Regions from separate parts of the Homo sapiens genome. Here region 1 is linked to region 2. Evidence: chromatin contacts called from ENCODE Hi-C or POLR2A ChIA-PET data. All regions are on one chromosome and are shown on one strand. The core of a region is the stretch at or near the end of the contact, and the rest is flanking DNA. Distances in the headings are between cores, read along the strand shown.

What was found. Hi-C counts contacts between places; a loop is a spot of excess contacts on that map. ChIA-PET counts read pairs that join two places held with the same protein, here RNA polymerase II (POLR2A).
Region 1: a loop to region 2 is called in a map of heart right ventricle, with 2.3 times the contacts of the local background. The contact joins two enhancer-like sites. A Hi-C loop is called at or near these places in 2 of 168 maps with a recorded cell type or tissue (heart left ventricle and heart right ventricle). POLR2A ChIA-PET finds 5 or more read pairs at or near these places in 1 of 52 experiments (endothelial cell of umbilical vein).

The regions. Positions count from the first base shown.
Region 1 is chr2:46,274,106-46,279,666 of GRCh38, reverse strand. The region is part of intron 2 of LOC101926974 (a long non-coding RNA gene); the gene reads right to left. Among named protein-coding and RNA genes, the nearest start is that of EPAS1, 21 kb to the left of the region's middle. Within about 2 kb of position 3,551, at least 16 of the 41 ENCODE cell types and tissues checked have a DNase peak (open chromatin) inside an H3K27ac peak, as active enhancers do; they include endothelial cell of umbilical vein, heart left ventricle and heart right ventricle, where a contact is called at or near this core.
Region 2 is chr2:46,130,627-46,136,190 of GRCh38, reverse strand. The region is part of intron 11 of PRKCE (protein kinase C epsilon); the gene reads right to left. Among named protein-coding and RNA genes, the nearest start is that of EPAS1, 160 kb to the left of the region's middle. Within about 2 kb of position 1,575, at least 16 of the 41 ENCODE cell types and tissues checked have a DNase peak (open chromatin) inside an H3K27ac peak, as active enhancers do; they include endothelial cell of umbilical vein, heart left ventricle and heart right ventricle, where a contact is called at or near this core.

The DNA of each region.
Region 1 (5,561 bases), core at 2,302-4,801, 140 kb before region 2:
GAAGAACAGAAAATTGTATATACATATTTTAAATATATGTTTAAAATGAATTTTAAAACTAGGAATGCACACACTTAAATGCTAGCAATGATTTATCTTGGGCATGGGATTATATGTGATTTTTATTTTCTTCCATACACTTTTATATTCTTTTATATGCCATATCTATAATGACTATCAATACTTCATGAGCTTATTAAAAAAACAGAAAAAAGAACAATAGAGAAACGGTCTGAGAAGAAATGAACTTCTATATCGGAGAATGGAGCTAAGGACAGTTATCAAGATCGTTGAGAACATTAGATGATGAATGTGACCAGCACAGTGCCTGGCACATAACAGATGCTCAAATAAATGCAGGTTTGTTTCTCCCTCCCTCTTCTTTCCCGCACACATCTTTCTTGCTCTGAACCCTATGTGCCATTGACAGTCTGTCTCACTCTCCTTTACTCGAGTAACATTTCTCTTCCCAGCAGGTCTGTTGGCCCAGGAGGACTGAGCTAGCTCCTTCCTTCAGGGCATGGTGCCAGCTGGAGCTCAGGCAGCCTTGCTGACTAGTGATGGAGGAATAGGGACGACCCCTCCTTCCCTTCACCCTGACAACCCATATTCAGGGTTTCTTCTCAGGATGACATCTAGGGAGGTAAAGTTTGCACAGAGTGAAGGAGTGAGAGGGAGTTTCCTTGTAAATGGTTTTTTTCTCCTCTTTCTATCCCCCCAGTCTAGAGCTGGCAGAACATCCAGGGAAAGAAGGTAGGGAGATGGCTCCAAGGAAGGTTCCTATGCCAAGCATTTTGCCTTCACTGGTAACTGGCATCCCACCACTAAAGCTGAATGTTCTTTCTAGATACCTTTCACAATGCAGATTCCCTTTGGAGGACAAATATATTAATATGTACGTATTGATATGTATATATTTATCAGCTCCCCTTCAGAAGGCAAGTATGTGAGAGCCCCTGCATAAGGGAACTGAACAGGGAACTACTGAGAATGGCCATACCTGCAGATGGGGGTCTGGAATCTTCCATTAGTAAACCCATATTGAGGCTCCTACCCTGTGCCAGGCACTACTATATCACAGAAGATGCAGACCAATATGAGGCAAGGTCTGGTCCTCAGGTTTCTTACTCTGTAAATGGAGAACTAAGACAGACTTGTGAAAAATAACAGCAAAAACATATGGTAGCATAGAACTGCAGGACTGAAGGGACCTTAAAAGTTTTCAAGATTGACCATCCAATTGGTTATCAAATAACTGTTGTAGAGGTATATGCACAAAGGACACAGAGCTCAGACATGGCTTGAGCCAGGACTGTCTGGGAGTGCAGAAGGATTGTTAGGGCTGGACTGCCACAGAGGATTGGGAAAGGCTTTCAGGACGGGTAAAGCACAGAGCTGGGACATTTGAGGGACAGTGTGTAGACTGTTGGAAGGAGGCTGGTGAAGGGGAGAAGTAGGGAAAAGTACACACAAGAGAGTTGGGGTCAGTTTGCAAAGGACTAAGAATGCCAGGTTTGAGTGTCCAGACTTTGTCCTTTGGACAATGAGAGGCATCTGCTGCACATTTCCAAACAAAGAGGTGACTTTGAAAAGAGGTATCTGAAGGTGATTCTAAACATTGGCAGGAGACAGTAGGAACTGGTAGGGACTGGAGACAAGGTGGTGAGTCAGAGACATTCATGCCATCCAGATGAGATGCCAGGGGCATGGATTAGGACTGTGGAGGTGGGAATGGGAAGAAAAGGACCAGTGGCGAAGGACTTTCAAGGAAAGACTGGGCAGGCCTTGGGGGCTGAGTGGTGGCCAATCCACCAGCCCAGCACACTCTTTGTGTACCTTGATCTCAGCAGCTGAGGCGCCACTGCCCCAGGAGTGCTCAGAGTCCCTGGGGGAGGGAGAGGAAGCACATTTCTGACCAGAGTTTCCAGGAGTTGTGCACCAGTACAGACTGGCACCCAGGGCAAGGGTGGGGTCAGGGAGAGGGGCGGCTCCTCCTATTCTCTTGGATAACAATGCCCCCGAGCCTGCCATTTTCTGTGGTTAAAAGGAGGGCCTTTCTCCCCGCCAGTCCCTCACCCACAGGAAATCCTTGTCCCGGGAGTTCACAGCTGTGAATACAGTCTGTTAAATAGCTCAAGACAGGCCAGGTGCTGCCTGGTGCAGGCCTCCGGGGCCCTCTCAGGGGCCCTGAGCAACCAAGCACTGCCCATTCAGTCACCTGGCATGTCTTTCTTGAGGACTTACTTTGCACGAGGCAGGTGCTGGATGCTGAGGACACAGAGGTGAGGGAGATAGAACCACTACATCCAGTGGGACCACAGACAAGTCAATGCATAGCTGCAATGTAGCCAGACACTTGCCGGTTGAGGTCTGTGCCAGGTGTCAAACAAGCAGAGGATGGGGCTGGAATGTTCAGAGGGAAATGAAAAAAGTCTTCACAGAGGGTGATGTTGAACAGAGTCTTAAAGGGAGAGTAAGGGCTTCTCGGGTAAATGCAGGTAGGAGCAAAGTACATTTATTACATTCCAGGAGATGCTCTGAGCCAAGGCCTAAATAAAGCATCATGGTGCACCTAGAGAACCAGAAGTCACGGGTCAAGCTTCAGGGGAGAAAGTAGAAACGGGTGGGAAATGGAACTGGAGTGATACACGAGGTCCAGATAATGAGGATACCTGTGGGTGTCCCAAGGTGTATAAATTTTATCCTGCAGATCATAGTAGCCATTGGAGCTCAGATGTGGCCACTCACTGTGGGCCCTGCCTTAGGGAAATTTTACATTTTTTCCTCTAGGGGAGCTTAGAGAGTCCAGATGAGGCTCAAGTGTCTGAGGGAGGAAACCATCTCTGCATAAATCACATTCTACCAGGCAGGCTCCCATATCAGGGTTTTTCATGCTCTGTTTCTTCTACCTAGAATGCTCTTCCCCCAGAGACCTAATTTGGCAACTCTCTCCCCACTCCCCCCTCTATTATTAATTTCCCCGACCCTGCTGTCCTCTTTCTTTTTTTCTTTCCATAGCACTTAACATCTACAGTAGAATATGCTCACTTCTTATGTCTATTACTCATTGTGTCTGCTGGAATGTGACTCCAGGGGAGCAAAGACCTTTATATATTTTGTTCCCCAGCTGTTTCCCCTACACCTACAACTGTGCCTGGCACAGGTAGAGGCTCAATGACTATCTGTGGAACAAATGAATGAAGGAAGAAACCGTCTTTGTAATTCCAGTGCCCAGCACAGAGCTGTAAGACGTATGCATGTGTGCAAGAAATGCTACCATCATTAGGGCACCAACAAATGAGTGCCCTCGGGCTTCCCTGCAAACCCCAAGGCCTAGTTGGGCCCCCCAGAGTGGCGCGGGTTCCCCTTACTCCCTGCCGCCCAGCGGGGCACTTGGCACGGCCTGGGGCGAACGTGCCACTCGGAGAATAAAGCGCTTCCTCCGCAGGGCGGCCCTGCCAGGCTGCCGGGGTCTTGCGTCCCGGAAACGCCTCCCCCCAGCCAGCCAGGGGAAGCCTGGGCGGAGCTTTCTAGGAAGCAGCCCTAGCCTGCCTGGCCTTCTCCCGCCTGGAGGAGAGAGAGCTTGAGGTCACAAGGCCCTACTGGCTGCTGGGCACGAGCCCAGGGAGCGGGTCACCTCATTGCTGAGTGACAGGTCTCTCCTGGACCCCAAAGTCCCTCTAAACAGGGCCCCAAGCACTGAAAATATCCCAGTGTCCCAGTACCTATTCATAATTTTATAATTACATTATATTTATTTATATAAAAAGAAAGAGACACAAACAGATATGTAAGAGTAGGATTGGGGCAAGAATACAAGGACACTTAGCTCTATCTGAAATGTTTATTTATTGCAAAATAAAGTGATTAGAAGCAAATGGGAGAAAGAAGGCTTGTTTTAGGTGGTGAAAATATGGATGCTGGTTATATTGTTCTTTTCACTTTTCTGTAACTTTAAAACACTTCAAGGAAAAATAAAGGAAACATAAGGAAGAACAACAAGATTCATATATTTTTTTCTGTGATGACTACTTGGAGCTTTGCTGAATTAATGAATACCCTGGATCCAGCCTTGGTGTTGCTGTATAACTAGTCAGTAGACCAAGGCACCATGGCAGTGTGGTGGGGCAGAGCTTTGCAGAATGAGGGGTCAGGGAGCATGGATGGGGTGGGAGTGGGGACAAAGGCACTTTATAAGTGTCTCTCAAGGCTTACCATGCAGAGAGCCACTTGCTCTTCCCACATAAAGGGTCTGCCTTTCTTCCTTGGCCTCCTGCATGTTTTATTTTTTGCCTCTGACCTAGACCTCAATTGTTGCCACATGAATTAGATGGTGGAGAAGTTGGATGAACAGAAAAGAAGAAAACTTGAGAGGTGGTCTCTGGCAGTAGTGGTTCAGCCAATGTCACCTCCTGGTAATTTGGGTCTCTACCTGTCACTACAATCTCCGAGTGCAGGACTTTTGAGAATGCTCATAGACTCATAAGATACAGTGAAGCCCAGCATACCTCTGCCCCCAGGCCATCGCTAAGTAGCACCTTCCAGATCCCAGGAAAACACATGAAGATTTGTCAGATTGCTGTTTATCCAGAATTCAATGAAAGTACAAACCATAGGAATTTTTGCCTGCTTTTGAGAGGAGACAAAGGAGCAAATTTTCTTTCTTTTTTATAATGTTCAGGGCATCTCATAAGGTTGGTGTAGACTCAGCCCCATCTCTTTAACCTCCATGAAATTAAGGACTCGTGGGTGGTATCCTAGCCAGTCCTGCTGCTGTAACAAAATACCCTAGACTCGGTGGTTTAAGTCAAAGACATTTATTTCTCACAGTTCTGGAGGCTGGGAAGCTCTGGTATCTCATCCTCTTTTTATAAGGGCACTAACCTCATCATGGACACTCCACCCACATGACCTCATCGAAACCTCATCACCTCCCAAAGGTCCTGCTCCTTAACACCATCACATTGAGGGTTACGGCTTCAACATATACATTTTGGGGGAATACAGTCCATAACAGGTGGGAATGTCTTGGAAACCAGCCCTCATGGGAGACATAAACACTCCCTCTATGCATCCTGGCTGATGCATATACAGTCTTTCTTTGAATGTCCCCAAGGCAGCCAGCTCCCTCCCTCCATGTATTGGACATGGTTCTGCTCCCTGGGAGAGACCAAATTTGTCTGGCCCTTCCTGTATTTGTAGACTGAGTCAACCTTTCTCTAGACTAAATGCACTAGCTCTTCCCATAAGCTTCCTACTCTTTTAGTGGACAGATCTGTGCAATGGGAATGATAGTTCCAAGAGTACTCTGAAATCCCAAGAGATCCTGAAATATGTCTGACACATCAGAGAAGGATTGGTTAGGTTTGCTTGACAGAACTGTTCTTTAAAGATTGGTAAATGATCAATCCACTAGCCATGGAAGTGACAGCTTGCGTTTAACCAAGTTGTAAAATCACCCAGTGCTAGTTACTTAGGGCTTCTTGACATGCACAGACGCTTGGCTGAGTCCTGGAAGCTGCAGTGTTGACTTAGCCACTGTCCTCAGCCCGGTGTAACTA
Region 2 (5,564 bases), core at 326-2,825:
TCCACAAAGCTCAGGCCTGAGTGCTGCAGAAATAACAGCAAATTCCTCCAGTTACTTGAAGATAAGAGATTAGAAAAATTACTTCATGTCCTAGAGCAGGCCCTCGAGGGAGATTATGAAGAAATCCTGCTTGTTTTGGGACAAATAGTGGAGACTTGAGAATGACTGTGGTCAATCAGATGGGAATATTGGTTCTTCTGGCAGATGGTACCAGCACCTTCATAAATTTAACAATACACTTGAGAGAAAGACGTTTTTTCCAGATCAACATTGTGGCAAATGTTGATGACTGGCAGGCACCCTCTTCCTGACATTCTCTACATAGGCACCTCCCATCACTCTCAGGAAGCAAGTCCCTCAAAGACCACCAGAGGCCAAACACAAAGACAAGCAAAGTGTGTCTACTTCCCCTACATTAAAAAAAAAAAAAAAAAAAAAAAAAAAGCATAATTTGTTTCTGAACCCAAGGTAAATTTTTTTCAAGTTCTCCATTGCAGTGCTGATAACCGAGAGTCAAAGATAATATTTCATTCTGGGCCAATCTCCAGGGAAAATCTCTCCAAGTCTTTGCATAGGAAAATTCAATCATTTAGGAGCAACACAATTAACTACTTTTCTTCTTCCAAATGCTTTTGTATCCCAAGCTCAGTGTTAAATCTTTTCTATCTCTTACTTCATTTAATCCCACAAGTGCTCTGTGAATCTGGTAAGACTGTTATTATCCCTACCTGCTAGATGAGGAAAAAGAGTTTGAGGGGTTACTTGACTGGCCCAGGACACACAGGTGGTGAGTGAGCAACAGAGTCCACCCTGCCTGACCCCACTTCCATGCTCTGAATCACTTCACTGTGTTGTTTGAGGAGAAAAAAATATACATCGTGTCCACACGCCCGCCCTTTCATGGGATAGAGAACACAGTTGTAGTTGTTGGGGTGGTGGTTGTTTCTAACTCATGGAAACATGCTTATAAGATGTAACAGATAAGCCAGACAATGCTATTTTGATCAAATAGATGTCCTCTCAACTGGAGAGAGAAGACTTTTAGACACTACACTGACAGCTGGAAGCCTGAGGTGTCAAACAACATCTCGGTTTGAAGCCAAAATAAATAGCCTGGTACCTGGTTGATCCCGCCAATAGAAAAAATAATAATAAACAGCCTGTGGCTGTACCTGGGCATTAAGCCTTGGAATCACTACAGAATTGCTTATCTGATTGCATGATCATCCAATTACTTTTTTTAACCCACAATAATGAAAGTACATTCTTATCCTTAATATTCATGGATAAAATCCTGATCCCTGCTGAGGGGAAGCAGGCATTGCCTTGTGTTTCCAGCATGTGGGTGAGCTAGCCTGACGATCCGTCGTGACACTTACACCTAGTTCCCCTATCTCTCTCCAGGCCAATCAACTTGGTCATCAAAACAGCTGTTTGGGCAAAGCCCAGGACAGAGTGACCACAAGCAAGTCACTTTTCTGAGCATTACTGTCCTCAAATATGAGATAAGACGGCTGGATGAGTTAATCCCCAAGGGCCTTTCCAGTCTAAGATCCAGGAAGCGAAGGCAGCTGGAGCCCGTGAAAGAACTTGCTTGAACTTGCAGTCCTGGCTGTTGCACACCAAATGTTTTCCCTTTCCACTTTGGAGCAAACCTTTGCCAGCAGGCATTTTTACACGAAATGTAAATCAGATGATGCTCCCCTGCTGCTTGCATTCTTCAATGGCACCCCAGAAGCAGGGTTGTTAGCATGGTGTGAGAGGCCCTTTGTGGTCCCCCATGGCCTTCTAGCCTCATCCATCCAGTTTGGATCAGGAGAGTGTATGATGATGGAAAAGGCTAGAAGGCCAGAGGAACCTTCAGATGGTCCCTGTCTCCTGTTCCACTATGAGTGTCTATCCTCCACAAGGGACCATTCCATGAGGGCAGGGTCTCCAAGTTCCCACAGTGTCTGATGCATCCCAGTGTCTCAATACCTACTGGTCAAATGGATGAAGGAATAAGAGCAGAAAAGTGAATTCACAGATCGTGGCCCCAAGCAGCCAGATGATGTGAACACACATTTCCAGATAATGTATGGAATGAGTAAAACATTTTTATTGAAAATTATTAAAACTAAGGCCAAAACCATCAGAGGCAGCTGAATCCAACATTCTCTTGCACTCTCCAACCCATTCTCCCTATTATACTCAGGAAGAGAACCAAGCAACACCCTCTTGTTGTGAGGTCTCTGCCTTTATCCCAAAGATGCCTCTCTTGGCCACTTTACCTGAAGCAGCCCCTCACTACCACCCCCAACCCTTCCTTTAATGTCAGTCACAGCACTTTGGTCAGCTCCTCTACAACAATGACAACTTGTCATTATTTTGCTTATTGCCTTGAGCATTATTGGTTTCCTCACATGAACTCCAGGAGAACAGACATGGTGCCTTCGTGTTCACAGATTGGTCCTCAGGGCCCTGCAAAGTACCCAGTATTCAATGTTCACTGAATGTCAGAACGAAATGATGATTGGTCCTCAGGGCCCTGCAAAGTACCCAGTATTCAATGTTCACTGAATGTCAGAACGAAATGATGGGCAGGGTCTCTATGAAGTCCATTTTAGCGTCCATCAAATTGGCAGCATGATTACAATCACTGATATATTCATTGACTACTTGCCCCTACTATGTAATAATTCTATAATAGTTATTGAGTTTCTACTTAGAGTCTGTTTCAGGATAGGGAGAGGGAAGAAAGACACAATCCCTGTTTTCAAGGAGAGGTCTAGGGTCTAGAAGGAGAGATGGACATGAGGCCAGAGTACTAGGATGGCAAGTTCTAAAACCAGAGGGAGAAACAGGACATCATCACTGCCTTAGAAGGCAAGGATTGCTGGTTTCACCTCTTTTGGGCCCAGTGATTTGTAGCTCCAAGTCCAGCCAGCACTCTGTCATCACAGAAAGGGCCACTCCAGCTAAAGGACCAAGAGTAACCTTTCTGGGGGCGTTCTTGGAGCCTGGCGGAAGTGGACCGTAGAACCCAATACCGGGTCCAGAATTCCCGGACAGGAAGGCCAGAAAACCGCACTTCAAGCTCCTTTGTCAGGACCAGAAGCTGCCAAAACTAGTAGGCGTATGTCTTCCATGTCCAGCCACATAAGGAGCCACGTGCTAGGAGATTGGTTAGCCCCTTTTAGGTCACCCCAGCCCAGATAAAGAGCTGAGGAAACACAAATGTAACTCCACACAATTTGACGGGGATGTAGGGAAGGCACGTCTTCCTGCAAAGTGGGGGTCACCCAAGTTACTTGGAGGATATCAGAGGCCTCATTCAAGGTTAGGAGGCTGAAAATGGACTGACCTCTGAAGGGACAGAAAACAGATTTTATTATTCTTAAAAAAGAAGTCTTACATTTGTATTTGTTTAATTTGGCCATGGAAGGTATTTGCTTTAAGACCATGCGGTGCTTTCCAACGGCTAAGAAATGTGTTTGTGCGCGCACGTGTGCATATATGCATATATGCCAATAAGAAGGGGTACAGGGCTGTGCTTATGCCCTGTTATGGGCCTAGACCTGTGGTTTGATGGACAACGAGGCTGCACAGGCTCAGGCGAATGAGGCCGGTTAAGAAGAGTCCTCCTCTTCATCAGGGAGGACATAATCTGGTAGAGTTTACAAAATCAAAGGTGATTAGAGATAAAGACAGCCTCCATTTCTCCATGTGATGGACATCTACTGAGCACTTATGACATACCAGGAAGGCCCAGGCTTTGGAGGGAGGCAGGAGGATAGCAGCAGTTCAGCTCGTGCATGCTGAACATTATTGGTCCCTTGGAAGCACCTCACTGGACATGCTGACTAGGTGTGATATGTGAAGGTTTGGGCTGGAGGAAAAGAATGAATGTGGGTGAGATTTTTTGAGAAAAGGATCACATACAGTGTGACAAGAGAAGAAGGCTGGAAATGATCTGTAAGCAAGCACAACGCTTGATGGTTGGGACTTGAGACAGAGCAACCACCGAGGACTTTGGTGTTTGGGAAACCCAAAAAGAGAATCTCAAACAAAGAGCGTGGTCAGTCAGTGAAGGGCTCTGAACTTGGGTGGTTCAGAGGTCTTTTTATCCAGCTGAGGCCCAGGCAGATAAAGTCACGTGCCCTTACTTATATTTGTTTATTTTTTCTTTTTATGCTTTGAGACTCTGATTTAGAAATAATAAATAATAATAATAAAAATAATAATTGGTTGTATCTTTTGAGAAAAGACTTTCCAGACTAATAGAGGCATTGTGTATCAGGGTCTGCCCAGTGAATAGCTTTAGTAAAGAAAGTAACTGTAAACCTCAAACCTGCCAATGGGAAAGAAGGAGAGTTCCAGAATTCCACTTGGGGAAAAAAAGAAAGCAAGCAATAACTCTTGGAGTGACACTGGGAGACATGCCCTTTTTCAAGGCAGTAGAGTCTGCATGTGGGAAGAACCCTATTCAGAGAAAACCCACCAGAGTTCCATGTTCTCCACATGCCTTCCAGTCTTCCAACCAAGAAGGATCCAGCAGCTTCTCCTTTGCCAATCCTAGGCTGTCCCTGAGGAGCAGGTTAGTTGGGGCAATGGTGACCCAGCCCAAATCAGCTCAGTGTTCCTGGGCCCTCTCTTTCCTCCCCACTCCACCAGGCCCATCAGAAGGGGTGCCCATACTCTGGACATTTCTTTACTTCCTCCTTTTTAAAAATCACCCTTCCCTAAACTGTGATCCCTTCTGAACTACTTGCAAATCTGCTCAGTGTCATTGAGCTAAGGTGGACCCTTATGGCTTGATATGTAACTTCCCCCAGGGAACTTGCAGAGATGTATCAGAAGATCCAGGAGAGTCAGCAGAGGTGATAAGGCATGGGGCACAGCTTCAAGACCACTTCTCAAATCCTGGCAGGAAGAGTCTAGAGTTCCCTCTCCAGGGCCCTCCTGAAGGCCACAGCCTCACCCCTGCCTCTGACTCCATCCCCAGCCAACTGCTTCCTTTTACCTTCTTTAACCCAAAGACTCTACTTGGAGCAAGATTTGGATTTTCCTGAGGCCATTCAGCTAAAATTCAGAGTGCTGTTCAATCCCTGACTTTGCTGGTGGTCACCAGCCGGATTTATCCTCACACTAGAGCAGGTTGTTTGGCCATAGATGTGGATGAAATATTAGTAAGTTACATTCAAGGAAGACAGGTGCTCAAAAAGGATAACCTATCTCTGCTTTGGGAAAAAGTGACCCCCAGTTTTTAAGCAAAAGTCTCTCAATTATGATTCAGGTCATGGAAGTATCCTGATGGCACAAGGGTGCGCACACGAAGTACAGCAGACCCACATTTGGCATTTGCAGTTTTACTCTTCTCAAGCTACTCTAAGGGTCCAAAACAAGCAGCACTTTCTACCTGTGTACAGGACATATCTTAATGTGTTTTCTAATGAAGCTACGTGTGGGTAGGTTAGCTGGCCAGCAAATGAGCCAGACCAAGTGGAAACAGAGCAATGAGGTCTGCGGAAGGAATATTTCTCAGCCAGAAAGCAAGTGCTTTGAACAAACTGAAGAAAGGAATG